Linked DNA regions of Mus musculus: region 1 is linked to region 2. Evidence: chromatin loops called from intact Hi-C (ENCODE). Cell type or tissue: left cerebral cortex. All regions are shown on one strand. Each heading gives the region's core, and the rest is flanking DNA. Links, peaks and the distances in the headings are about the cores only. Region 1 holds the start of Gm14762 (predicted gene 14762). Region 2 holds the start of Gk (glycerol kinase).

The links. A loop is a pair of places that touch in the nucleus more often than their neighbours do. Peaks named below come from ENCODE experiments on the same cell type or tissue, not always from the same donor. Only the 100,000 strongest peaks of a DNase experiment are listed, where the experiment ranks them.
Region 1: a loop joins it to region 2, with 1.9 times the contacts of the local background. A loop is called at or near these places in 2 of 42 quality-filtered maps.

What each region holds. Positions count from the first base shown.
Region 1 is chrX:85,819,555-85,832,374 of GRCm38, forward strand. Gm14762 (predicted gene 14762) reads left to right here and starts at 7,107. Exons shown (of 2, transcript NR_152196.1): 1 at 7,107-7,322. It also overlaps a transcript of 5430427O19Rik not described here. In left cerebral cortex, for the core only: no CTCF peak of the experiment used is centred there; a DNase peak (open chromatin) is centred at 9,657.
Region 2 is chrX:85,768,347-85,785,410 of GRCm38, forward strand. It overlaps Gk (glycerol kinase), which reads right to left and starts at 8,473. Exons shown (of 21, transcript NM_001294140.1): 1 at 8,080-8,473. The coding sequence starts at 8,157. It also overlaps the pseudogene Gm14766 and a transcript of 5430427O19Rik not described here. In left cerebral cortex, for the core only: no CTCF peak of the experiment used is centred there; DNase peaks (open chromatin) are centred at 7,591, 7,867 and 8,479; H3K4me3 peaks cover 1,682 bases; H3K27ac peaks cover 730 bases.

The sequences.
Region 1 (12,820 bases), core at 8,314-10,813, 53 kb after region 2:
TGAAAAGGAGAGATTACACAAATGTATGTGTATATTCAAAATATTATTACCGAGTTTATCACGGTTGTATTTTATTAATTATATACCAGCCAAGCTAGTCTTGGAGATACTAAACATATCAATACAGAGCTTAACATATATTGAGTGTCTATAGTTAACATCTATGAGAAAAATATTTTACAAAGCTCTATTTTTAGGAATAAAAGGATACTTAGTCGGGCATGGTTGTGTACTTTGTTAGCTGAGTAGGATTGTGAAGCAGTTTCTAGCCTGCTAAGGCTTTAGCTAAATGACACCTTGTCTTACAAAATTTTAAAAAGGAGAGAGAAAGAAAAACACAAGCTGGCCTCAAATTTGTGATCTTAATGCATCATCCTTGGAGCACTGTCATTATAATTCCAGAATTATAAATTTCATTAATGAAGCTATGCTGAGATGTACAGTTATTGTACAGTTATTGTAGTTAATTAGTGAAGTTCTCAGATTTCATCAGAGAAGTTTCTTTGGATAGCAGTTAACTGGTTACAGTGTAGAGAATAACCAGTCATGAGGTATACAGCCACAAATGGGATATCTGTATGGGCAGTATAAATGGAAGTTGATGAGTTATTATAATAAAAATAGACAGGAAGTTGGGATCGGGTGTGGAAGTATAAGTGAATCTCAGAGAAGATGGATGTGAATTGTATCATGAATTTCCCAAAGAATTAACAAATAGAAGACTAAAAAATAAATATTTTGTGCTGGAGACGTAGCTTAGGTGGCTGAATGCTCAAGTAGTGTGCACAAAGTTCTGAGTTTGATTCCAGGCACTGCATGAACCAGGCTTTATGTCTTTCAGCTCTGACTCCAGGATTTTGAAGGTGGAGTCATGAGGATCAGAAGTTTAAGGTTGACCTTGACTACATAGAGAGGTACTATACTACATAGTCAGCTTGGGTTATGTCAGACCTTCCTTTGGGAAAAACCAAAACAACAAAATATTCTTTACCTTTATTTATTTATTTATTTATTTATTTATTTATTTATTTTTGAGATAGGGTCTTTTTTGTGTTTTGTTTGTTTGTTTGTTTGTTTGTTTGTTTCAAGACAGGGTTTCTCTGTGTAGCCCTGGCTGTCCTGGAACTCACTCTGTAGATCAGGCTGTCCTGGAACTCAGAAATCTGCTTGCCTCTGCCTCCCAAATGCTGGGATTAAAGGCGTGCGCCACCACGCCCGGCTTTAAGACAGGGTCTTATGTAGCCCAGGCTGATTTTTAAAAGGCCATGTGTGTAAAAGACACTAAGAATGAACTTAAACACCTGATTCTTCTGCCTTCACTTCTAAAGTGACAGATTACCATTGTGTACTACCATGTTGTTGCTGGGATTACACATGTTCACCACCACTCCTGGCTTATGAAGTGCTGGAGAACCGCAGGACTTTATGAGTTTATGTACATGTTCTCTAACAACTTAGCTTCACCCCTGACCTCTTGTTTTTTCATTGTCTCACGTGTGTCTGGTTGAGTTTGGTCTAGAACTCACTATGTAACTCAGGTTGCCCTTAAATTTACAACGATCCTCTTGCCTTAGCCTCTCAATTGCTGTGAATATAAATGTACAATGCCATGTCTGCCTTCCCTGTTTGGAGGGAGAATCTTATGTACTCTAAGCTGGCCACAAATTCATTATACTGCCTAGACTGGCCTTGAACCCTATATTTTCTTGTCTTCCAATCACTGGATTATGCATATGTCAACATGGTCTGTTTTTCATTTGTTTGCTTTTGTTTCCTGAGACAATGTCTTCCTACATGTCTGACTCTGTCCTCAGGCTTACTATGAGCCTAAACTCTCCTTAAAGATGTAACAATCCTTTTGCCTTCATCTCCTGAGTATTGAGATTGTAGATATGTACCACCATGACAGTCTTATATTTCAACTTTCACATAAGTTACAGTCATATGAAATAACCCGAAAAGAGGTTCATGAAATCTCAAATGAAAACTAGGTTGCAAATTAGATTTTTTTCATTAAAAAGACCAGGAGAAGTATGACTAGTAAAATCATTGCCTCCGCAATCATAGTAGGAAAAAAAGAACAGGAAATCACCTTTTGTCTTGTATGTATTATAAAATAATCAATTTATTAAAATTCAGTGAAATTACAACATAAATGTCACTTGGTTATATGGGACGTGTTTAGTTTCCCGTAACTCCTGTGAAAGACAATAACAACATAAACTTGGTTGTCAAATACACACAAACTTATAATCTTACAATTCTATGTTTAGCAGTTCCAAATGACTCTCACTGGGCTAAAATCAAGGTGCTAGTAGGATTACATTCTTGTGTGGGAGATCCGTGGGAGAGTTGTTTTCTTGTCTTTTTCAGCTTCAGAGGTTACCTGCATTCCTGGAGTTGTCATCAGTCTGCCTGTTATTTCTCACCGCCTGCTCTTCTGACACTCTTGTCTACTTTCCAGTACATTTGTAATTGCATCGAGACCAGCAAAAGTAAGTTAGGATAATATCCCCATTGTCGCTCAACTGATTACTAGCCTTTATGAAATTTGAAACCTTAATTTTCTGTTGCCATGGAAGACTATGTATTCATAGTTTCTGGGGATTCAAATCCGGACGTTTGGGGAAGGTCATTACTCTGCTACCATGGAATCGAAGGATAAGAGCTGCTTCTGTGACTAGTGAGGTGCAAACCTAAGAGTGGAGATTGCTGATTTATCTGCAGAAGTCAAATATGATGTCAAAGGCTCATCTCGAAAGTACACAGTACAGTTTGAAGGCAAGCCTGTTGTGTTCACTTTGTACCTACTCTGAGCCCAGGAAGCAAGCAGATACCTAATTATTTAATTGCTTTACCCTTTTCGTGTGTGTGTGTGGTGTGTGTGTGTGTGTGTGTGTGTGTGTGTGTGCGCGTGTCTTTGTATACACTCATGAGCACCATGGTGCACATGGGAAGATCAGAGGTCAGCCTCTAGTTGTCAATTTTCCCCACCATGTTGATCCCAGGGAGAAAATATGGTCCATCAGGCTTGCTGACCTGTGTATTTACCAAATGAGTAAACTTATCTGCTCCCTTGTTTAGGTTTTAAAGACAGGGCCTCCTTCTGTAACCTAGGCTGACCTAGAACTCAAAACAATCCTCATGGGTCAGCCTCCTGAGTGCTAGAGTAACGAACATAAGCTTCCATATGCAACTGGATATGCTATTGGATCATTACATAATTCACATGGGTATCAAAATATCACATTAGACTCCATAAGGCTGTGCATTTACACATGTATAAAAAGCATTAATATTTGCTATTTCTAGTGATTCAGGCCTAATTGGGAAGCTGACTAGGAGTATATCGAAAGTCAAGGCCAACCTGCTTTACATAGTGAGTTCTAACCCAGATAGGCCTTCGTAATGGGAACTTATCTCAGAGAGAGAGAGAGAGAGAGAGAGAGAGAGAGAGAGAGAGAGAGAGAGAGAGAATCTTCTTTTCATTTTTTTCTACACCAGAGTCTTGAACAGCTTGCAACTCTCTTCCTATGGCAGGTCTGATCCTGCAGCAGCAGTGTTGGGGTAGATTCTGAGCTGTAAAGGCAAGAGAATGGCAAGGCAAGCAGTCAAAAATGTCTCTTGCTGTTTGACAGAGTTTGATTGAAGGAATGCAGCTGAAATTGAAACCAAAAGAGGCATTATGCTTCCAGAAAAAAAAAAAAAATCTCGTGGTAATGTACTGCAAGCAACATATCGAGAGCTAAAGGACAGGGTGGAAAGATTCAAACAGTTTCTGTGAAAGTTGGGGACTAAGTTCTCTAAGAATATTGTAGCACCAAAGTAGTTCTACATCACAAGGATTAATACTTCGTATCTCAAAAATAGAGAGTTGGGTTCTAGCTGAGCTGCTTGTTTGTCTAGAATACATGAATCCACAAGTTCAATCCTTAGCACTGTGTAAACCAGGAATGTGTTAGGACATACTTGAAATTCTAACACTCAGAAGATTGAGGTAGGAGGGTCAGGAGTTCAAGGTTATTCTCCAAATTCCTAGGCTCAATCCCCACTACAATAAAGAAACACAGAGAAAGAAAGAGGTGAGGAGGGAGGGAGGTAGATAAGAAAGGAGGGAGAGAGGGAATTATGGATGGATGGAGGGAAGGAAGGAAGGAGGGAGGGAGGGAGGGAGGGAGGGAGGGAGGAAGGAAGGAAGGAAGGAAGGAAGGAAGGAAGGAAGGGAGATCAATTCTTTTTTTTTATTAGACATTTACTTTATTTATATTCCAAATGTTATCCCTTCCTGGTTTCCCCTCCAAAACCCCCCATCCCACCCCCCTCCCCCTACTCACCAACCCACCCACTCCTGCTTCCCTGTCCTGGAATTCCCTTACACTGGGGCATAGAGCCTTCCCAGGACCAAGGGTCTCTCCTCCCATTGATGACCAACAAGGCCATCCTCTGCTACATATGCAGATGGAGCCATGAGTTCCACCATGTGTACTCTTTGGCTGGTGGTTTAGTTCAAGGGAGCTCTGGGGGTATTGGTTAGTTCATATTGTTGTTCCTCCTATGGGGCTGCAAGCCCCTTCAGCTCCTTCACTCCTTTCTCTAGGCTCTGCCAGTGCCTGACAAATACAGAGGTGGATGCTCTCAGCCAACCATTGGACTGGGCATAGGGTTCCCAATGAAGGAGCTAGAGATTGATTCTTAATTTGTTAAAAATGTGCTTGTTTTTGTTGTTTGCTTCAGGGTTGCTATTGCACCTATGCTAGGAAAGCAATGTACCACTTACTTACATCTCCAGGCCAAAATTATGCTCTTTGCGAAACAACTTTCTGTAATTTCCTAGAAATTACTCATAAGACTAAAATCCCTGTGAAACTGTTGTGGCTGCTCTCATCCTGTGATGCCTTTCCAGCCCATTCTATTACCAGAGCTCACCCTGGTAAGCTGGCAAAGAAGCATGTCTAAAGGGCCCATAGCCAGATGTGGTGGCTCATGTCTGTAATTCTAATACCTGCAAAGGGGCATGTGAAGTGGAGTTAACACAACTTTGAAGCATCCTTAACTGCATGGTAAACTCTAGGCCTTCTAGACTACAATGTGAGACCCTGTCTCTGTATTTTTCAAAAAAATGTAGCAAGGCTGTGGGGACCACTGGGGTGATAGCTCAGTGGGTAAAGCATTTGACATGCAAGTTTGAGGACCAGAATCGGAATCTCCAGAGTCCATTTAAAGGTGGACATGCCCCAGTGGAGGGGAATGCCAGGGCCAGGAAGCAGGAGTGGGTGGGTTGGTGAGCAAGGGGCAGGGGGGAGAGGATGGGAGGAGGATGTTTTTTAGAGGGGAAACCAGGAACAGGGATAACATTTGAAATGCAAATGAAGAAAATATCCAATAATAATAATAATAATAATAAAAGCTGGACACGGTAAACGTATGTCTGCAATCCCAGAGCTCCTGAGGAAAAGACCAGGAGGACAAGTCCTTGCTCCTAGAATGTGGTGACTCACACCCCAGGTTGTTCACTGAGTTCCACATGAGTGTCATGGCACATGCACACATGCACTCATACACAGGCACATGTATAATTGTATACATGTATGCACAAACATCATACACATACTACTAAGTAACAAAAGTCAAATAAAGTAATACATTAAAATAAAACATAAATAAGTAAATAAATAAATCAGAAATATATAAATGGCAGAGGCATTTCCCCGTAGATGAAAAGAATGAATGGCACAGGATGTATGAAAGAAAAGCAAGATACAGTATTGAGCAAGATGATATCTATGGAGACCATCTTTCCAAGGCTAAGGAAATATCTACATAGGACACCTGCTACAAGTAAGGCTCTATGTATGATAGTAGCTAAAGGCTGGATTTCCTCTATCTGTGAGAACTCGTTACTAGTTTGCAGACAAGAAATGTCTATTCACTCTGTGTCTTGTGTGCATTTCTTGTTTTTATTAAGTATTGTATAAGTGTTTCCAGTGCTACAAAAATATTGTCCATTCCCCAGAGTCCTCATCTAGTCCTGGCTTTCTTCTAAGATGCATCAGCAGTGGTGGTGGTGGTGGTGGTGGTGGTGAGGTAGGGGTGGGGATCACTTGAAGAAGATGGCTTAAACAGCATGATAGCACTGTGTTGACTTATCTCCAATGGACAGCCAAGGGGGGGGGGAAGTAACGTAAGAACTATTGATTACATCGGCAAATATTCTTTGACTGGACGTGGCAGCTTCCATCTACAGCCCCTAGACTTAGAAAGCTTAGACAGGATTGCTGCAAAGTTGAAGGCAGTGTGGGTTACATAGTGATTACTATGTCAGCCTGGGCTACAAAGCGAGGCTGTGTCTCAAAATAATAAAAATTTGAATTAATTAATCAATTAAAATTAATACCCCCCTTTAAGAGTGCAGGGGTCTATTTGGGCTCACAGTTTGAGGCTACAATATGTCCTGGTGGGGAAGGCATGGCAGTAGGAATTTGAAACAGCTAGTCCCATAGTATCCACCAGAGACAGGGATGAGCGCTCAGCTCATGCTCTGCTTGCTTCTTCCTTTTCAGTTAGTCTTTAGCATCACAGAAGGGGACTCTCTTTGTTTAGGATGGCTCTTGGTGCTTTGTTGTGTGGCAACCAAGACAAGGTCTTAGTTTGTAACCCAGGCTGGCCTGAAACTCCTGCTCCTGCCTCCTATGATAACCTTCTTGAGCCACCAGCTCTAGCTGCCATTCTAAACTCTTAAGAGTGACCTTTGTTTTTAAGAGTGACCTTTGTGACATTTCTTCCTTCCCTCGGCTCTTACAAATTAAGTTTCTTAAAAAGTAATGTATTTGGAAGTGAATAAGGCAGATGATGGACATGGGAAGCCCAGATCCTGGGCCCCAATCAGATCATTTTTTAAATTGAAATTTGATTTGATTTTATGTGTATAAATGTTTTGCCCGCATCTATGTCTATTTACCATGTGCTTGGCCAGTGACCACAGAGGCCAGCAAAGGACATTAGACTTCAGGGACTGGAATCATAGACAGTTATGTACTGCTATGTGGGTACTGGAAGCTGTACCCAGGTTCTTTGGAAGAGCAGCCAGTGTTCTGAAGTATCGAGTCAGCAGAACTTCTTTTTTAAAGGGGAGTATCAGTCTGTGGCACAGGATCACACTATTCAATCCTTCTATTGGCCTGAAAATGGAGCCCTTTCTGTCTCTTGTGCTGTCTCCTGTGGTGGAATCGCCCATCATCACTCCCCACACTTTCTTTGAATTAGACAGGATTTTTAAAAAGAGCAGAAAGACTCGGTGCCCTGGAGAGAAAGACCCATCCCAGGTAAGGTCTGGTTTTCCTCACTGTCTCCTTATAACCACTTCGTGTCCCACAAAACTATTCCCTCTTCTGTCCTACACAGAGACTTTCTTTGTTTTGGCAGTGTAGGGACAGAAGCATGGTTGTGAGAATACTGGGCAAGTGCCCTGCCATTGAGTTTCATTCCAAGATGCCAACATGGAGCTTTGAGACAGAAAAGTCCCCCATCTTTTCCACAAGACCAGCTGTGAATAAATCTATTTCTTTTAACTTACTTCTGTCTCTGGGATTTTCAGTCGAGCAGTGAGCAGTATACAACTTCAGTTTCAGTAACAGAACTAAGTTTCTGGCTTTCCTTTTCCCAAGTAATTTATTGTCTTACCCCTTACCTGATTTTCCATAAGGGTCTCCTAGTTTCCAAAGAACAGCAAACATATCTGTAAAACATTGGCAAAGAAAGGCAAAAATAACGAATAAAATAAAAAGAAAACTGTTAAGGAAGAACAGTTTGTTCCTAGTCCTTCATTAACTTAAAAGTCTATTCTAGTTAGAGAACTGTCTGAACTTTGATTCCTCCACAAAAAGCAAATGAGCTTTAAATCATTATAAATGTGAAGGAGCGTCACTAGCCTTCATGACAAGGTGATCACAAGTAACTGCCTTTCCCATAACAGAAATATTTAACACATATGATAGAAATATAAACAGAGCAATGATTTGTGATGTCTCAATATGTTCTTCCTTGCTGAAGGACTGTTCAACTAGCTTTAATCAGTAGTAAGGGCAAGCAGACAGGAAAAATAAACCGTGAAAAAAAAAAAAAGAAAAAGAAAAAGGGCAGAAAGCATGGCACTGTCCAAATGGTAATACTAACAGTGCCTATCAGTTCCAGAAGTATAGCTTTGTTCAGGTTGGACTAGGAGTTTTATAATTGTTTTGGATTTTATTGGCACAAAACACCCATCTTTCTGTGAATGTGACCTTTCATTGGAATTCCAAAGCTAGTGGGAAAGTTGATATTCAACTTTGGGCAAAGGCAAAGGGGTGTATACTCATTTTATACCAACTTCCAGTAAAGATACTACCACTCTTTGTTGTGTATTTCACAACCAGATTACATAACTTCCCCCGGGTATGTCAGCAGCAGCAGGTAATGTATTTAAATAACATCAAAAGTACACATGGGTACTGGGCTTTTATTTAGGGAGGTCTCAAATGCACTGCATCACTCCCTGTCTTCCCTGTTGGTATGTAGAATGGGAAGATAAGAAGGCAAGGATGACAAAAGGGTCCTTACCAGTCTGCGAGGAGAAAGTCATGAATGAGTTCCCTATCTGTTTCATTGTCCTCTCAACCTAACACCCACACCCACATTACATAAGGAGTTCCTAGCACATGAAAGAGGCTCTTTATATTGCCTCAAAAATGACACAATAATGATGTGTTTCTCAGCTTTCTTTCCTTGTATTTACATGCCCAAAGCCACACATGATTTCCCCTTCTGTTCCGACTGGGACTTTTCCTCATACCACATTCACACTGTCTTAATCCATTTCCTTGAGAACCTAACATTTTAGTGACTGTCTTTCAGTTTCTGATATAGTTCAGCTTTAAACATGGTGAAAAATATATTAGATGGAGAAGTGCATCAAGCAGGAAGTCAATATTTGCTGAGAGCCTGCTACTGGCCTCCTACCTTTACCCAATGACAAGAGGATGAAATGCAAGAAGTCGTCTCTTATTCATGAGACTGATTCTATCCTTTGCCAACAATGAGGAATTTTTCCTACCTCACTAGTTACATAAAGACTGAGCTAAAGAGATTGCTCAGTGAATAAAGTGATCTGCTTTCAGTCTTGATACTCAGAGTTTGATCCCTGGTACCTACATACAGTGAGGGTCTCAGCATCAGATGTATAATGTGAGGACATGACTGCTCCAAACATGGTAGCATGGTTCTTATTATAGCTACTGAGAGCTACAACAGCAGGGAGAGAAAGTAGACCTAAATAGTAGACTGAGCCAGGCCATGACAGAAGTGAGGGAGAGAAAAAGTGGAGAGAGGGAGAGAGAGAAAGAGAGAGGGAGGGAGAGAGAGAGAGAGAGAGAGAGAGAGAGAGAGAGAGAGAGAGAGAACTAGAAGAATGGGCCAAGACAGAGAGGATCAAGGAGGGCACATGATCAAAATGGCAGGGTTATATAGAGATGAGAAGCTGGGGAAAAGGAAGCCCATGAACTACAAGTTTAGGGGAGGGGGAAGGGTGAGAGGAGCTGAGCAGACCCAGGATACCAGCCAGATGGACTCTGAAACAAGTATTTGTGATGCTGAGGGAGCCTGGAGGCCAGCATGTGCTTTGGTATGCTAATAGGCAACCACAGTTAGCCTTTTGTCCTGAGTTTCCTTTGGACCTGACAGTTCCCTCCTGGTGGAGGGAGAGAACTAACTCTGGCAAGCTGTCCTCTGACCTCAATTGAGGTGTCACTCCTTGCCATGCTCCTGTCACTGGCACACATAGCAAAGAAAGAGGAAGGTAGGGAAGAGACAGGGAAAGAAATTGAGGGGGAAAAGATTGAGGAGAGAAGATTGAAAGGAGAAGGAGTGAAGCCAGTCTTGGTGACTCCTATAACTTCAGCCCTCAGGACACTGACGCAGGAAGATTGCAGCAAAAGCGAACCTAAAGTTAACCTAGGCTACACTGGGAACTCTAGATTCCAGCCTGGGCTACAATGTAAGATTCTATTCTAAAAACAAAGAAATAGGGTCCAAAGAGATATCTGAGATATTAAGAGCACTGGCTGTTCTGCCACAGAACCCAGGTTCAATTTCCAGCACCAATGTGGTAACTCCAGCTCCAGGGGATTCAATTATCTCCTCTGGCATCTTTATTTTTTTAATTCATTATTATTATTTTTTTGGCTGTCATGACTCCCTACCCTCATTTATTTTTATTTCATACGGACACACATGTGCCTGAGTGCATGTGAGTGCACCATGAGTATGTGGGTACCTTCAAAGGCCAGAAGAGGATGTTGGATTGGTCCAACCTTGGGGTTGAGGTAATAATGGTTGTAAACCAGTTAATATGGGAGCTCTGAAGTTATCAGTTAAATTCATTTGGTCCAAAACTTGTGTTAGTTTCACTGTGACTCTGTCTCCTTTGGCATATTAAGGCACACACTCAGAGAGAGAGGGGGGGGAGGGAGAGGGAGAGAGAGAGAGAGAGAGAGAGAGAGAGAGAGAGAGAGAGAGAGAGAGAGAGAGAGAAGGGAGCAAGCAGCCCTCTTTATAGTGTGCCATTTTACCAAAAGCTGACTGTTGCCAGCTAACTGTGGGGGTGGAGTTTAGACAGAATGCTAAGGTCATGAATGTATGGGTACCACACAGACCGGAAGAGAACATCAGATCTCCTAGAGCTGTGGAGTTATACGTGGTTGTGAACCTCTTGCCTTGGGTACTGCAAACTGAGCTAAGATGCTCTGGAAGAACAACAAATGCTTTTAGCTAATATGTTGTCTTTCTTTTACTGTTGTTGTTGTTTGTTGGTTTGTTTGTTTGGGGTTTGGTTTTATTGTACTCACACTCCTTCTCTCTCTCTCTCTCTCTCTCTCTCTCTCTCTCTCTCTCTCTCTAACTCTTCATAGCTCCTCCTCCCATATCTCTCAATAAATATGTCTTTTTTTTTTTTTACAATCTATTGAACCCAATTAGTGCAATCCACATATACCTGATTATGGGATCATACATTGGAACATGGCTAACCCATCAGGTGTTTCATCCACCCTTAAAGAAAACTGGCCATCCCTCTACTAGCAGCCATTAACTATTAGTAGCCCTCTAGCTAGGGATGGGTCTCGCATGCTACTCCTTCATATACTCTGGGTCTTATTGTTTTTGAAATAGCAACTTACTATATATTTCTGACTAGTCTGGCACTTACTATGCAAAATTTTCCTGGGCAGGTAATGGGAAGTTTTATCCTGCCCTGTATGCTTGGCAGCAGCAGTTAGCCATGGCCCTCTTCTGGTCTCTATGGACTCCAAGTTTGAATTATGTTCCTATTTATATACACACATAAAAAACACTGATACTCGTGACATGGACAGTAAGTAAGTCTTTAGCAGAAGAGTATTAGTACTGGAGAAAAGCAGAAAAGGGGGATTGAATCAATTCTACCATAAAAACTCAGTCTTTAAAGAAAGAAATCGAGGAAGATATCCAAGATGGAAAGATCTTTCATGCTCATGAATTAGTAGGATTAGCATAGTGAAAATTACCATTTTACCAAAAGCATTTTATACATTCAGTGCAATCCTTATCAAAATTTCAACTCAATTTTTTACAGACCTTGAAAACACAATTCTCAACTTCATATGGAAAAAGCACACACACACACACACACACACACACACACACAAAATCTAGGATAGCTAAAATAATCCTGAACAATAAAAGAACCACTGGATGTACCACCATTTGTGATTTCAAGTTGTACTACAGAACTATAGTAATAAAAATTTCATGGTACTTGTGTAAGAACAGAGAAGTTGATCAATGGAATCAAATTAATGACCTAGACATAAATTCATACACAAATGGACACTTGATTTTTCATAAAGAAGCCAGAAATATACACCCCTTAAAAAAGCATCTTTAAAAAATGGTGCTGGTCAAACTGGATGTCTGCATATAGAAGAAGTCAAATAGATCCATATCTATCACCCTTCACAAAACTCAAATCCAAGTGGATCATCAAAAACCTAAACATAAAATCAGACACACTGAACCTGGTAGAAAAGAAAATGGGGAACAACCTTGAACACACTGACAAAGAGACAACATCCTGAGCAGAGCACCAACAGCACAGGCACTAAGATCAACAATTAATAAATGGGACCTCATAAAACTGAAAAGTTTCTGTAATGCAAAGGACACCATCAAAAGGACAAAATGGCAGCCTATAGAATGGGAAAAGATTTTCACCACATCTGATAGATATCTAATATCCAAAATATATAAGAACTCACGAAACTATATATTAAAAATCAAATAACCCAATTTTAAAATGGGTTACAGATCTAAACAGGAATTCTCAATAAAGGAAGCTCAAAGGGCTGAAAAACACTTAAATGTTCAACATCCTTAGCTATTATGCAAATATAAATCCAGACAACTTTGAGATTCTATGTTATACCTGTCAGAATGGTTAATATAAAAAATTCAAGTGACAGCATACACTGGTGAGGATGTGGAGCAAGGGAAACACTCCTCCATTGCTGGGAAAGTGAAAACTTGCAAGGCATTATGGGAATCAATATGTCAGTTACTCAGAAAGGTGGGAATCGATCTACCTCAAGACCCAGCTATACCACTCCTGGGAATATACCCAAAGGATATTTAACCTACCACAAGAACACTTGCTTAGCTATGTTTATGTGGCTTTATTCATCATGGCCAGAAACATGAAAGAACCTAAATGTCCCTTGACAGAAGAAGATATACAGAAAATGTGATACAGCTATAC
Region 2 (17,064 bases), core at 6,054-8,553:
CAAGATCTGAGCTGGGCTTGGAATCCTAACACTTGGGAAGTAAGAGGCAAGAAGAACTGGAGTTCAAAACCAGCCTTGGCTATTTAGCAAATTCAAAGGTTTGGGCTACGTGCAATTCTGCCTCAAAACAAATAAACAAACATAAAAACAAAACTTTAAAATGTCACCAGATCTCTATTTCACCTCTACAACTAAATTACTATTCAATTTCAGAGATAGTACGAACTGCAGAATCAAAATTGTTATTTTAAAAGTTTTACAATAATCTGCTGAAACATTTTGATGTATACATCCCCTGACTTGTAAAAGAATCATAGAAAGAGGACATGTTCACTTCCCTAAGTGTCCTGTAGAGTTTGCCTCTGTCATCCTGTGATTAATTTAACTACAGCACCATAAACATGCATATTCCTTTTTCTACCCACACAATCCTTCCACATCCTACTCTTTTATGGTACAGTAAAATTTACTATGTGATAAGACATTATTCAAGAATGTAGGCGGGGTGTGGCAGCACATGACTATAATCCCACTATTTGGGTTTGGAGGCAGGAAGATTAGCAGTTCAAAGGCATTTTCAGCTACACGGTCAGTTTGAGGCCAGCCTGCACCACATTAGACCCAATGTCACAAATCAAAAACAAGGGTTAGAGAAATGGCTCAGTGGTTAAGAGCACTGATCATTCTTCCAGAAGTGCTGAGTTCAACTCCCAGCAACCACATGGTGGCTCACAACCATCTGTAGTGAGATCTGATGCCTTCTTCTGGTGTCTGAAGACAGCTACAGTGTACTCACATACATAAAATAAATAAATCCTTTTTAAAAATAAAAAAACAAAATTGGAGAAAGAAAACCATTTTACACAAACTTGGATGCCCCAAAATAAAAATACTAGCCACAAATGTATTACATTGCAAAACTGACCTTAAAAGGATTAATGACTTAATGCCACAGAAGATAACACAGAAATTATATTTTTATTTTTCTTTTCTTTTCCTTTTTTTTTTTTAAGACAAGATCGTGCTGCATAGTCCAAGCTGGCCTCCCATTTGCAATCCTTTTGCCTTGGTGAGATTACAGACATCCATTATCACACTATTTCCTAACATGAGATTGCAGGGACCAGTGAGAAGAGCATCAGATACAGGCATTTGTTATCAAGCCAGAGGACCTGAGTTCAAGTCCTAGCACTTACATGATTGAACACACATACACACACACAAGCACATGTGTGCACGCACATATATGGATATACACCTTTACCAACACACACACACACACACACACACACACACACAAGCACATGTGTGCACGCACATATATGGATATACACCTTTACCAAGTAAAATGTAATTTAAAAATATTTTGAATGAAATCAGGGCCTAGAGAAATGCCTCAGTAGTTAAGAGCACTTGGTGCTGAATCATAAGCACCGGAGTTGGGAATCCCAGTATTCACATGGGATAACTTCAGTTCCAAGTGATCTGACACCCGCTTCTGGCCTCTATAGGACTCACACAGACACATATATACAGATGCATGCATACAAAAGTAAATTATAATCTTAAAGAAAAAGAACAGGGATTGGATAAACAGCCTCAATTGTTCTTCGGGAGGAACCAGATTCAAGTCCCAGTAACCACATTGCAACTATGTGTACCTCCAGTTCCAGGAGATCTGATGCCCTCTTTTGTCCTCTGACTGCATCAGCCATCCATGTAGCACACACGCACACAGTGCAGGCAAAACACTCATACATGGGCTGGCGAGATGGCTCAGCGGATAAGAGCACCGACTGCTCTTCCAAAGGTCCTGAGTTCAAATCCCAGCAACCACATGGTGGCTCACAACCATCTGTAATGAGATCTGATGTCTTCTTCTGGTGCATCTGAAGTTAGCTACAGTGTACTTATGTATAATAATAAATAAATCTTTGGGCCGGAGCAAGCAGGGACTGAGCAAGCCAAGTTGACGAGAGCGAGCAGCGGTCCTAAAATTTCCCTACATCATTTTTTTTTAATGCGAAAGTTTGCTGGTCTGATGCTTCAAGGGCAAAGGTGCCTCCTGTCAAGCCTGACAACCTAAGTTCAATCTTCAAGACCTACGTTGTTAAATAGCAGAATGAGCTCCTGGAGGCGCAGGTCTTTGCAAGTACACACAGAGGGACACATGCACGCACATACATACACACTATATTTAATAAAAATGTTTAATGAAATGGTAGGCTAGGTGTAGTGGCCCACATCTGCAAGCCCAGCATGTGAGACACGGTGACGGGTGGATCAGGAGTCATCTGTAGCTGCACACTGAGTTTAAGGCCAGCCTGGGCTGCATAAGTTCACCTGAAACAAGAAGTTTATAAAGCGAGGCATGCAGCTTTCCTGTCTAGCTCCTGTCTAGCATTTACGAGTCCCCGTGCTGGGTCCCAAGTACCACAAAATGTTTTATTTCAAGGCATGCTGGCATCTAAAAGCTACTAGCCAAATTTTACACTTCCCAAGTTTTTCATTCAGTCAACACATCTCAGTCCCAAGATGCTCATGTTGACGCATGAGCTTGCTCATAGAGTAAGTAACTATTGCATGCCTTTAGGGAAGTACAAAACTGAAAGCTCCTAAAAGCTGGGCAGGGTGGTTCATTCCTGGAGTCACTGCACTTAAACACTTAAAAAGGTGAAGCAGGAAGATAGTCATGTGCTTGAGGACAGCCTAGGTGACACTGAGTTCCAGGCAAACCTCCAGTGGAAGGACTGTCTCAAAACAACCAACCAACCAACCAAAAAACAAATAAAAATAAAACGTAGGTATTGAATAAGAAAGGAGAAAGAATCAGGGAAGGAAGGAAGAAAAGAAGGAAAGAAGGAAGGAAGAAAGGAAGGAAGGAAAAAAGAAAGGGAAAGGAAAAAGAAAAAAGAGGGCTGGAGAGATGGCTCAGCCGTTAAAGGCTAGGCTCACAACCAAAATATAAGAAAAAAGAAAAGAAGAAAGAAGAAAAAAAAAGGAAGGGAAACCTGTCTAGAAGCCTTTTGAGGTTTCGAAGTGTAATGAGACAACTGGGGCCAAGGCACTGTTTCTTGCCAAAGTAAGCATGGAACGACAATTCTTGTCATTCTTCACAAACACTGGCAGTTGGAACAAAATGATTACACAACCATTATCCACGATGACACACCTGAGCCCTGCCCAGGACCCACTGAACCTGAGTCACAAAATGATCATAAGCTACAGGACTTATTCAAAACAGTATTTTTTCCTATCTTGTGAAACCAATTAGTAAGAATAAGTTTCTTGGTGGAGAGTCATTCATGTATGGCTCTAATCCTATAATCAGAGGTGACATGTGACTGGCTGGGTCCTCCCTCAAGCTCTCCCCTCTTCACCATTCTCTAAGCAGTAGTATAATCTGCCTCAGAGTATAAAAGACTTGGACTTGAATTCTTGTTCCACCAGTTATTACATTGCATGTGACCTTGGACCCAATCCTCAAATCCTTAGTCACAATCTCATCACCCAGGTAAAGGCATGTCCTTGAACACTACACCTCATCAAATGACAGTTGACTGCATCCTTGACATATTGCAAGTCACAGCATTCTCCAAAGCTTTTTGTAAACATTTGACTTAATAGGGAAAAAAATTAAGTTACCAAAGTAAAGAAGGAAGTTTGCCTGCTTCAGCTGAAACTTCTTTCTCAGAGAGAAATTGCCCCTCCTTAAAACCTGTTACACTAATTCTCTTTCCAAGAAGTTCCTACTCTGCAACCTGTGTAGCCGTGTGCCAGCATAGGTTCACTTTCCTATCAGACAAGTTGGGGATTTTCCTCTAGTATGAAACATTTGCACCAGCTCCCAAAACTTAATTCTGTGACAAGTTGAGAAATAAACATGGGGGTGGTGGAAATGGCTCAGTGGGGAAATGTGTGTTCCACCAAACCGGATGATCTGAGTTCAATCAACCAGACCTAAAAGGCTGAAAGAAAGAGGAGTCTCTCAAGCCAGGTGGTTGTGGTGCACACCTTCAATCTTAGCACTCGGCGACAGGAAGCAGAGGACGGTGGATCTCTGAATTCAAGGACAGTCTGGTTTATAGAGAGAGTTCCAGGTTAGGGCTATACAGATAACTCTGTCTTGGAAGAAAAAAAAAATCTAAAACAAACAAAAAAGTGGTTCTCACAAGCTGTCCTCTGACGTCCACACAAGTGCCATACTGAGTGTGTGTTTGTGCACACATACTAACATAAAGTAAATAACTAGATAAAAATGTAATAAATAAATTTGAGAGAAAGAAACATGGTCAAAATGAAAGGTCTAGGGGCTAGAGAGATGGTTCAGTGGTTCAGAGCATTTGCTCTTCCGGAAGGTAGGTTACAACCACGTGTAACTCTGGTTCCAGGGGATCAGATAGATTCTTCTGGCTTCCTGGAGTACTGCACACATGTGGTACACATATAAGAATGCAAGCAAAACACCCATACTTGTAAAGAAAAACAGGAATAAAGTGGAGGGTCTACTACAAAAACAAAGAGCACTTACTTAGTATGTGTGTGAGACCCCACATTTGACCTTCAGCACCACAAAAATAAAAATAAATAAGTTTTACAGGAAGAGGGAAAAGCTGAGTAAGGGTGTGTGGTAAACTATAAAGACAGAGCTGTTGAACTACCATTTATAGGTAGAATAGAACCATAAGAAACAGATAGGCAACATAGTGTTAAGAGGAGGCAAGTCACCTTAGATGAAAGAGGAGAATTTTTTTTTTACTACTAATAGAGTTTTACTAATAGAAAAGAGAAGAAAACTTAATGAGGTCATTGGCCTCCAATAATTCAAACATGCAAATTAAGTGAAGACTAATTAGATTGCGTAAGTCTTCGCCTTTGTGAGCTTCCTTCCTCTAACAGTTCCTACACACTGCACCCTTTCCTGAGAAGGGGAGCAATCAATTTTGAGTCATCGTTACAACATGCAACAGTAACACAGGAACCACTCCTGGGAATCACCTTGTGACTGAAATACTTAGTCAGCAAATCCACTCTCTGCACTCCCCAGGGAGTGGTTTACAACCAAAGGAAACACTACCTTGCTAAACCATTCCCAAGTTTTCCCAATGACCCACTTGGCCTTTGAAGCACAGACTTCTTAGTCGTTTCTTAAGGAATACACAGTGTTATCCACCAACATTTATTTGTAATTATTTGCCATTTAGTTTTCTCTTCAGGTTACAAACTAAAAAATATATATATAATAATTATAGCATTATGAACTTGATAAATTTTTTCTCTATTATTGTAAAAAATACCTTTAGGAAACAAAATATGAAGAGCCAGAAACAAGAAAGACTGCCTGGACTACAAAGGTAGCACTAGGAAGAACCCAAATGAAAGCAAGCTCACCACGCTGGCTCCTAAGAAGGAAACCTTTAAAGTTCTAAACTATTTTACTCACATCCATAGAAGGTAATGCTATACAAATTGGAAACAATTATCGTGCTTTGCTTGTCTTTCCCCAACGCTTTGAGTTAATAGTTGTTAACTTATGATCTGGAAAGAGAATAATAAAAAAGTAGGAAAGTTTAGCCAAGGACTCTAAAGTACCATCTTTTATTAGAATAAATGGAAGATCTGGCCTGAGACACTATTGCCAGTGTGTTTGTGCCCTGCCTGGCCCCTGTAGTCATTAGAGTGAGGATTTTTAAAATTAATTGTATTATTAACTTTTTTGTGGTGTGTGTGCACACCACAGCACACATGTGGATGTTGGAGGAAAACTTGAGAGAGTTGTTTCTCTCATTCCACCATGTAGGTCCCAAGGACCAAGATCAGATCATTAAGATTGTTGGTCGTGGTGGCGCACGCCTTTAATCCCAGCACTCGGGAGGCAGAGGCAGGTGAATTTCTGAGTTCAAGGCCAGCCTGGTCTACAAAGTGAGTTCCAGGACAGCCAGGGCTACACACAGAAACCCTGTCTCAAACAAACAAACAAACAAACAAGTAAAAAGATTGGCAGCAAGCACCTTTATCCATCCACTGAACCATCTCTCCAGCCCTTAGTGTGACAAATCTCAAATATGACTTCAAAATTCAACCAATATGGCTGATTGTGGTGGCTTGTGTTCATAATTGTAGTACTTATGGGGCTGAGGCAAAAATACTACAAGTTTGAGACCACCCTGTGCTACTAGTGAGTCATGAACAGCCTGAGCTATGTAGCAAGATACTGTGTTAAAATATTCAGCTCATGGAGGGATGGCTTAGCATCTGAAAGCACTAGGTGCTCCTCCAAAAGACCTTCATTTGGTTGCCAACATTCACAGGGTAGCTCACAACTGTCTATAATTCAAATTCCAGGAGATTGGACACCCTCTTCTGGCCTCCTCAGGAAGTAGGCACACACATGGCTTATAGACACATGTGTAGACAAAATTCCCACTCACATAAAATAAATACATTAAAGTAATCCCACTTATTAATGTTTAATAGGCTCAGAAAAATGATAATAATTGTGTAGCTATATTATTGTTACAGATATATTAAACAAATCCAGCCAAGCAGAGTTATTTATGATCCAGGATTACTTTATAAACTTTTATATGAATGTAAGACAAAATGAATCCTACCTTTTGCTATTAAAAAGTGTAAAATGCAGATGTGAAACAATGATTGAGAAACTCAAACCAGGGTTGTCACTAAGGAATATTTAAATTGAAAGTGGACTGAAAGTTTCTCAATTACAAAAAAAAAAAAAAAAAAAAAAAAGAAAAAGAAAAAGAAAGAAAAAACCTTCTGATCACAACACAATGCACTGTTTAGCCAAGTGCTAGTCGAAGAACACACACAGCTGTGCGTGCTCATGTGCACAGGTGTATGTGTGCACATTTACCAAATAATACAGGAAGAGTTGGGGGTATAGTTTAGTGATAGACTGCCTGCCTCCCATGCTACCGGCAAGGATATCAACCCCTAAGGGTACAGGTAAATAAATCATTGAAGAAAATTCATGGTTGATAAAGAAATAAAGAGGGAGGTAATTAATCACTAAGTATTTACATCAACTTTCCAGGTTAGTCAAATGCTCAGTGAAGCATGGGCTTTTAGCAGCTTTCTATTCACTTAAATTACTTTCAAATGATCTCACTGAACTGAATGCTAGCTCACTTCAAGAGCAAGTTTCCTAGCTGTGAGCAAGCAGTGGCTCATGCCTGGGAAGCACTTGCCTGGCTGAGGCAGGAGGATCAGGAGTTCAGGCTTCTCTGGAGTAAATAGGCAGATCCCCGTCTCAAAAAAAAAAAAAAAAAAAAAACGAAAAGAAGAAGAGCTAAACTTCACTGCAAAACGAAGCAGCCAAGAGACATTTAAACAGCACCTCGTTATGGTAATTCTCATCGTGCATACTAACTAGAATTGCCCTGTCACATTAAACAGTAGAGTGGAGTGGACAATATCTGATGATAATGGTCAAAGTGTCAGAACTGAACTGATTAAGCTCTTGAAATGAAATAAAGATTACTGAGAATTGCAATCCGTTTCCAATATGTTCCACCACCCCCTCAGTAGTCTAGCCTCTGCAGCTTCTGTGGCAGAGGATGACAAAGCATCAGCATGCTAATACTTTATTCGTTCTACCGCTTGAACGGACGCTATGTTGGGTGACCACAGCCGTGACACAGCTTTCCCTCCATCCAAGGACATCCTGTGCCCAGCAGGCCAAACACTCATAGGGAAGATCGCAGCAGTGTCAATGTGACCACCTGTCCTTTACTGCATCGGGGTTGCTCTGCTTGGATGCTCCAAGAGTACTCACTCTCTTTGGGGAATCTCCCTATTGGTATGCGACCTGGCTCCACCACCAAGGCTGAGAATGCTCAACTCTGCTGCGGGGGTATCCTAGGAGGCCAAGATCCACCCCCAGAACAGGACAATCCCAGCATGGTAGGTCCCCCTTTTGGCCTCCTTTCCTCGCCCCAGCAGCTAGGGCCCAGGAGAACAAGAGGCGCGCGGACTGAGGACGCAACACCCCGCCTTTTCGTCCTCCGGCTAGTGTCCCAGTTCAGTGGGCTGAGAAGATGTCACCCCAGGGCTCACCAAAAAACGTGTCGAGCTGGTACCCTGGTCCACTGCTCCCACCAATGGCCCCAGAACTGCTTTCTTCGCGGCTGCCATGGAAGTCAGTCAGCTTCAGAGCAGAGAGCTTAACACGGCTGGTCTCCGGGGTGACTGTGGAGGGCTGCGGAGGGCGGAGCAGGGACAGCGGAGGGCAAAGCAGCGCGCTTCTGCTGAAGGCTCGCGCGGCTCCTAGGCAGCCCCTTTACTCCCGCCCGGCCGCGTCGCCCCGCCCCTCCAGCTCAGGCCCCGCCCCGACCTGCATTCTCCTAGGCCTTGGGAGGCGTGGCAAATGGGGGGGCGCTGTCTTCCGGGCGGGCCAATGAGCGACTACAGAAAGAGACCCAGGAGCAGGCCAGTCTGAGGGTTGTGAGACGTCACGGGGGCGGGGTCAACGCACGGCGGGGGCTCTGGTCCGCGCGGTGGGTCACGTGGTCGGGGACGGGCGGAGCGTCTGCCTTTAGCCAAACTCGGGCTTAGTGGAGGGCGGGGCCTCACAGAACACTCCCTGTACCCGGCCCTGAGGCTTGCACCGAACCCCGAGACTTAAGCCTGCTGGAGCAACCCGAAGTGCAGAGCTGCCTCTTCCCTCTCTGGTAGGCTGTGCAGAGTGCGACCTGAGTCGCCTGGTGGACGATCCAGTCCTTTCGTCCCCGCTCTTCCCACGCCCCGCCTGCTGAGCCGCTGTTAATAACAATAAGCTCTTCTACTGGCATCAATTCGGGGTGCGACCAGCTGACGAAGGGATCTAAGCGAACCCCTCACATTTGTAGGCCAGGGAGAAAGAATGCGGAAGTTATTTCGGCTTATCATGTAAGGAAAACGTGTCAAACCATTGTCTCCAAGAACCTCAGGTTGACCAACCATGAAGGAAATACCCGGCACCTCCCAGTCCTGAAGCGCCCTTGCTTTTTTCGCTTGGCTTCACTGAGTATGCCCTCCCCTATGCGCCATTTCCGCTCGCTTTATTAACCACTGTGGACTAGGTTGGGAGCGAATTGGGATTCTCATTTGACCTTGAATTTACCTTGCCTAGATCCTTTGGAGGCGTGCGTTCTAAAAGGCTTTCAAACTTTGGACTGGACCCGCAGTGAGAAATAGTTTTCAAAACAGCCTGGGGCTGGTGTTTGTGGGCTGCTCATTGCACTTGCAAATTTTTTGTGTAATAATTATATGCTGTATACACGTGTACATTTTTAAATATTTTCTAAAAGCATTTTTTATCTATGCCATGCATTCTATGTATTTCATTCTATGGGATACCATTTTTTATAACACCTTGATTGGATAAAAAAATTAACTGAGCTAGGTGATTTAATGCAAGTCTATAACCCACTATGGAGAAGGATCAAAAAGGAGTTCAAGGCCATCCTTGGCTACCTTACCACCTTGGCTACCTTACCACCACCAAAAAACGAAAGAAAGAAAGAAAGAAAGAAAGAAAGAAAGAAAGAAAGAAAGAAAGAAAGAAAGAAAAGAGAGAAAGAGAGAAAGAAAGGAAGGAAGGAAGGAAGAAAGAAAGAAAGAAAGAAAGAAAGAAAGAAAGAAAGAAATCAAGCAAGCTCAGATATTGGTTTTGTAAGCTACCATGCTTTCTATCATCTTTAGAATTGATACTATTCCCAATGTCTTTCCATCCATTTCCCAAATCTCATACTATTTTGTAGCACCCCACAGTTGTCATGAATTCCCTTTGCTCTATAGCACCTCACTCATACATATTTATTTATATACTTTGTGTATGTTTATGTAGTTTTCCCATGCTTGCTATGAAAGCACAATTTCCTGTCCTGGTGTTCCTGATGAGGACTGCTTAGAGAAATGCTCCACTTGCTGACAATTGACAAGCTTTCAAATAAGTCAGTATTTTTTTTTTAATTTCCTGGAATAGACTAAGAAGCAGCCAGACAGGATAGACAAATATTAAGACACTAGGCCAACTTCTCTGTCAAATTTGTGATAGGCATTAATTGAGTAGATTATATGGAAAAGGATTCTCATAGTTCTAGAAGTCAGTAAGAACAGAGCCACAGACCTTACTATGTTGAAGCATTAAAAAAAAAAAATCCTAACCACATCTGAACTTTAGCACAGTTGCGGCTCAGATTCCAACGGGACAGCAGATTATTTGTTTAACAGCACAGTAGGGATCAGAATTCCGTTGTTCCCAATGAAATGAAAGTAGAGGATCATGAAAGAGCCTTAAATTCATTTTTACTGTGCTTCTTATAACATTGTGTATCTTAGAGCTTCACTGCTGTCACCAGAACAAATGTGAAGAGCCACAATATTATTTTAATGTTCCCAAGCCACTCCTACCTCAAATGTCCTCTAAAACAAACAAACAACAACAGCAACCCAGAAAGATGTCCTAAATGGAGAAGTCTAGCTCAGCCTATCTTAATTCCCTACCCTAAATATTCACCCTAAACTCTCACAGATTTATTGTCTCCCTTTTATCTGGTCAGACTTGCATGCCTGAGATTCTAGGTAGAGGCAGAATGCTCAGGAATTCAAGGTCATCCTCAGCTATATAGGGAAGTGATACCAGACTGGGCTATATAAGACTTTGTCTTAAAAGGAAAGCAGCGGAAAGAATTATTCTGTTTTTCTTTCCCCTTTCCCATCCCTTCAAGCCACAGCTTCGGTCCAAAAATTCTGTATAAATGTAAAACTGAATAATAGGTACTATGTTTTTATATTGTCCAAAGTTGTTAAAAGAAACACTAGGACAACTGAGTCCCAGAGAGAACAAATAATCTACATATTTGAGACCAGCCACCCTCCAATGTCACATCCAAGACTAGAATTTCATTCTGGCATGAAATCTAGTGTCCTTCATAACAGCCTAAAGGAATGGAAGCTGAAGGGAATTAGAAAGGAAAATGGAGAAGAAAAAATGAGGAAAATGGAAAAGCTGATAGAGATAGTATGTCATCCTTGATCAATCATCCTTGATCATCCCCGACCACTAATACATATCACAGGCAGAGCAGCAGAAGAAACCCTTAGTGTCTTGGCCCTGACATTCAACACTTAATCTTCATGACCTCAAGTAACCCACGGTTTCTTTTTGCTCACTTGCAAAATAGGGAAAATGTCATTTATAGTGACGTGAATGAGTTACTAATGTAATGTCTCTGGAAGCACGGTATGAGCAGTACAGCTATGCAGGAAAGGCAAAATTCATGTATTTATATTGTCAAATTGGCTTGTCCCAAGGAAATCCAGGTGTGAAGGCTAGGAGGGAAGTGCTTCGTGCAAATAGTTTAAGGAGTCTGAGTCATCTGAAGGACACATACACTGGCATCATTTCCCTTTCCTTCCTCTCTCTCTCTCCCTTCCTTTTTCTTTCACCAGGTCTTAGGTAACCCAGCCCAACAGCTCCTCCATCTCTATTTTGCCAAGGGGGTTTAAGATAGATCCTTCTACTCCATTTCCTAGTGTTGGGATTACAGGTGTATGCCACCACCTCGGGCCCTTCCTGTTATGATTTCTGACGGGTAGAGCAGGAAGCCAGTGTCAATCCTGGCTAGAGAGTCTTCTGTTGGTTCTGTTATTCCTTCTCTAATTTTTCCTGTTGTTAATTTACTTATGCAGATGTGGCATAAACAGAAAACCTGTTTTTCCCTAGAGAATACTCTGGTAACCCTCCTTGTTCTTCTCATGTTTGCCTAATAACTAGCAGTTATTCGTTGGATATAGTGTCTTACACCTATAAGTCCAGCTGTAAGGAGACTGAGACAGGAGGATTGCCAAGAGTTAGAGGCCAGCATGGCTACAGCGGAGACCTTGTTTAAAAGGAAAAAAAAGTTCAACCTAATCTATTTGGAAAGTTAACATTTTCTTAATACCTCCTGTGTTTTATTAATGTATATGGGTTGAGAAGAATAATAAAAACATAAGGTGGAAAGTCAGTGTTAGAAATGTTTATTTATTGAAAAGCACAGGCAAATATCACTTTATGGATTTTGGGTGAATTGAGCAGATCTATCAAAAGTTTGTAGAAGGTGGCACCAGATAGAGAAACAGATAAGGAATTTAAACATACTCGATTTTTAGCCTCTTTGCAACTTAGAGAATCTATTCTTATGCATGCTAGTAATCTAAATGTGAACGTAGCCATGTGTTGCATTCCTCAATTACAGCTATTTGGAAAGCTAAAGGAAAAACAGCCATAAGATTAATACCTGCCTAGGTTAAAGAATGAGTTCAAGGCCAGCCTGGGCAATTCAGTGAGACCCTGTTTCAAAATAAAATGTAAAAAGAGTGGAGGGAAAAGTTGCAGGGCATTTGAACCTGTTTCTAATTAAGGTGTGGCTCAGCCCTTAGTATATACCTTTAATTCCTCTGGCTAGAATACAGACATACTCTTAGTTCTCACCTTTAATCCCAAATAATGAAGGTAAAGTTAGTTTGCAGAAAGAAGCACCCATATTTGAAAGTGATGTCTACCTGAGTGGCAGAAAAAGTAACAAATCAGAGAAAGATTTGGTAGAATAGGATATGCCCAACTCTCAAGAGAGAGGAAAGGGAAGCTACTTAAGGGAGAGACAGACAGTACAGGAAGGAGAGAGTACAGTACAGGATACAGTAGAGTTCACAGAGAATATACCATAGAGTAGAGCAGCCCAGAGAGGGAGGAGGCCGTTTTACCTGGGAGAGTTATAGAGCGACAGGCTGAAAGAGAGAGAGAGAGAGAGAGAGAGAGAGAGAGAGAGAGAGAGAGAGAGAGAGAGAGAGAGAATGAGAACAGGCTAGACACAGGTGAAGATAGAACAAGCCAGATAAATGAGAAAGAACTAAAGGATCGGAACAGATTTCTAGAGTTAGATTGGGGCCAAGCAGAGCAATTCAAGAGAGGATGGGAGAAGCCAAATTAAATCAGTCTGCTTGAAGAGGAGTTTGAGCCAGAACAGCTGAGTTGAATCAGCCAGCTAGAGCTCAGAACAAGGAAGGGGTGAGCTTAGTCAGCAATGAGGCTGAAAACATTCTAGGTCTAGATTAGATTGTAGGGAGGCTAGAAGCTTCCAAGACTTGGCCTAGGTTAGCCAAGGGAGGCAATAAACTTCCTAGATGATAATTACATCAGGCAAATAAAAGTTACTTTTATGGGAGTGTAGCTCAGTAGTAAAGCAGTTTCCGAGCATGTGAGGTGGGGGAAGTTGATTTACTATCCAGTACAAAAGAACCTGGCTACTTATTGTGCATCACTTTCCAACGATGCAATCCTAACATAGTGAGACTGTAACAGTGCCCTAGCAGCGTTTTTGTGAACTTGACACAAACCTCAACCTATCTGGGAAGAGGGAATTGCATTTACACAAATGTCTACATGAGATTAGCCTGTAGACAAGTCTGAGGGGCATTTTCTTAATGTGGAAGGGTTCAGCTCACTGTGTTTGAGATGATCCCTGGGCTGATGTTCCTCATACTATAAGGAAGCATACTGAAGAAGCCGTGAAGAGTAAGACAGTAACACTAGACCATGGCCTCTGATAAGCTCCTGCCTCCAGGTTTTAGCATTGACTCCCTTTGATGATGGACTGTGGTGTGGAAGTATAAGTCACATAAACCCTTTCCTCCCCAAGTTGCTTTTGGAGCGTGGTGTTTTATCACCACAACAGAAAGCCTAGCTAGTGATAAAATTAATAATTCCTGCCTGTATAGAGATTAATAAAGGAAAAGGCTCATTAACAGTAGTGTGCTACTGGTTTTGGCTAGTGCACAAAAGGGAACCAGCCTCAAACAAAATTTTACCAAAATTTTATATAGGCTTTAAACCTATACATTTCACATATGCTGTCATCCCAAGACCTTTAGGGCCCAGCCCCAAGTTGCTACATTTTGAACAATTTATACAGAGATAGGAGACTGCAAGTCTGACTACTTGTGTAGATGGGAGACTTACACAGCACAGATATTGCCTGAATTATTTTGAAGTGCACTAGTTCTTTTTGAATACTTGTTTCCTGGGTTCATCTTGCCCACCTGCAGAATTATGCTTTTCCTCATAAGAGCACAGGGGAATTAATGGCAGACTATGATGTAATGATGGCTTTGACCCTGCACTGCCCCTTAGAGGCATGGTCTTTGATTTGAGAATGGGCCTAATGGCCAATTTGTATTACACCTCCCTAATTAAGGTCACAGTCCCCCATTGTCTAGATAGCTCTCTGAGCTCAGAGCAAAATGAGGACTCTTTTTACCCGCCAGGATTTCCCCTTTCTGACTTTGTCTGGGGCCCTGAACCCCTACACTCTCTACTTGAGTGTAGTTAGCAGGTGGAGTAGTCCTTGGCAGACCTACAAGTTCAACTCCCTCTTTTCCCCTCTCTCCCATAAGAGCCCGCCCATCAAGTGATAGCCTCTCCATGCAAAGGAAGCATTTCTAGGACTTTTAAATTCTAGCCAATGATTTGCATTTACCCTGAAAACTCCTTTGCACTCTCCAAGGTCCATACATACCCTTGGTTCACCCTAAATAAAGTGTATGCATATGAGCCCACCCCAATAAAAGTATATGCGCAAGCTCACATTGTCTCAGAGAGCTGTTTCACTGAAGATCCTCAGAGAAGACCTTTGCCTTAAAAAGCTGTAACACTAAGATCCTAAGAGAAAGCCTTTTCCCTCTCCCCCCTCGACCCCAGCACTCACACCCAGCCAAACCAGGACCCTGTAGGACCCCACTCATTATGACCTCTGTATCATCCTCGCGTGTCAGTGTGCAGTGGCTTCTGGACTTGGGAGGGAGGAAGCAGAGGATGCGGAATCACAGCTGGCAACCCCAAAACACAACCACAAATTTGTGTGTCAGAGTTGTCTCCATTTACTGTGGGAACAGAGCCTAATTGGAGGTCAAACTTGGTGAACAGTCAACACGCTTTCTCGGCAACCTTAAACTTCAATGATGGTACAAAATTGTCTTGCCTTTAATTTCTAACAGTCCTGGTTAGTATACTACTTATCTCCCAGGCATATTGGAGTCAGCTTTCCTCTATCTAAATTGTACTTTGTGTAACTTAATATTTCCTAAGCAAGTTTCTTAGTAAATTCTTTATAGCATCAGTTTTATTACTTCAAGTTTACCTTGACTCAAACTAAGATAAGCAGTGATTATCAAACTTTTCTTATAGCAGAGCAGCCTAGAGGATTTGTTATAAATTCAGATTGCTGCCAGGCAGTGGTGGCACAAGCCTCAGCACTCAGGAACCAACTCAGGAACCAAAGACAATCAGATCTCTCTGAGTTCAAGGCAGTCTGGTTTACAGAAAGACTTCTAGGGACAGCAGGGCTACACAGAGAAACCCTATCTCAAAAAAAAAAAAATCAACTGGGTATGTGTTTCATTGGTGCTAAGCATTTCCTTAGCATACTTAAAACCCATGGTTCCCTTATCAACACACACGGTGGGGGGAGGGGGGGAGAAAACAAGCACTACTACCATATTTCCTAGGTAAAGCCTGAGAATCTGCATTGCCAGAAAGTTTCCTGGTGAGACTGGTGCGAGTTATATGGGCCACCCTTTGTGACCATTCTATGAGAGTAGTTTGACAAAAGTGTTAAAAAAAAAACAAACTGTGAGATTTTAGAAAGTCTTCTGGACTAGGGAAATGGCACAGTGGGTTAGGTCATAGTCCATCAACCTTGCACGTGCATTCAATCCCTGGAACCAGTGATCTCCTGTCCTCTGATCTCCATGTGCATAGTGCCACCCATCACATGCATATATGAGCACACTAAATAAAAAATATTTAAGAGGCTGGGGAGATAGCTCAACATTTGAGAGCACTGACTATTGTTCCAGAAGACCCAGTTTTAGTCCCCAGCACCTACATATTATCTGTAACTCCAGTTCCAGGAGACCCGAGGCCCTCTTCTAGATGACATCCACATTGTACACATCTGTTACCCAGACATACACACAGGCAAAACATCTATACACATAAAATTATTTTTAAAATGTCAGCCCTTTTTTATGAGTTAGTGCCTCTTTCTCTGCAGTGTTAGGTCTCTGTTAAATATCAAGTAATCCATCATTCTAGTAACACACACCTTTACTCCCAGCATGTAGATAGACTGATGGAGGAGGGTGGTAAATTCAAGACCAACCTACACTGCACATCAAGTCCCTGTCCAAAAGGAGAAGAAGGAAGGAAATGTGGCATGGTAGCAATTGCTGTACTTTCAACACTCCGAGAGGTAGAGGTAAGAAGATTAGGAGGTCACAATTATCCTCACCTATATATTGAATTTGAGGCCAGACTGGTCTACATGAGACCCTGTCTCAAAAGACTGAATAAAGCAATAGAATGAAATTCACTAGAATATTTGTTTAAGAATGCCATCTTTTTTTTTGAGGATAACTGATTTTTTTATTTGAAATAAAATTACTTCCCTTCAACCCCTCTCAACAAACCCCAAACTCCTCCTATGTTCTATTCCCTCCAACTCTCAAGTTGGTAGCTTTTTCCCTTATGTACAAATATATATAAATACAGCATACTGAGTCTGTTTTTGTTAGTGATGTTTACATGATTTCAAGGCTGGCCCTCTTCATTGGACAATGAATAAGTGGGGAAATCCCTAGTAGAGGCAAATTGTTCTTCTTCCAGCAGCCATTTATTGCTTGTAGTTCTTTGCCTAGAGGTGGGAGCCCATTTCTTTCTTCTTTCACGTTAACATGCCCATTGATTATTGTCCTTGCTCTGGTCTTGTTTATGTGGCAATTTCTAGGAGAGACTATTTCACAGCAGCCTTACTGAGTGTTCTGGCTTTTATAATCTCTCCACCCACTGTTCCAAGATGTTGATAGATGCAGGAGCTGGGATGTTGATGTAGGCTTCTTATGCTCTCTTGATCTTTGTATTGTGTCCATTTTTGTTTTTTTATGTCGATCTCCATTTGCTGTAAAGAGTAGCTTCTTTGAAGGAGGATAGCTACACTCACCTATTGGTATAACCGTGTC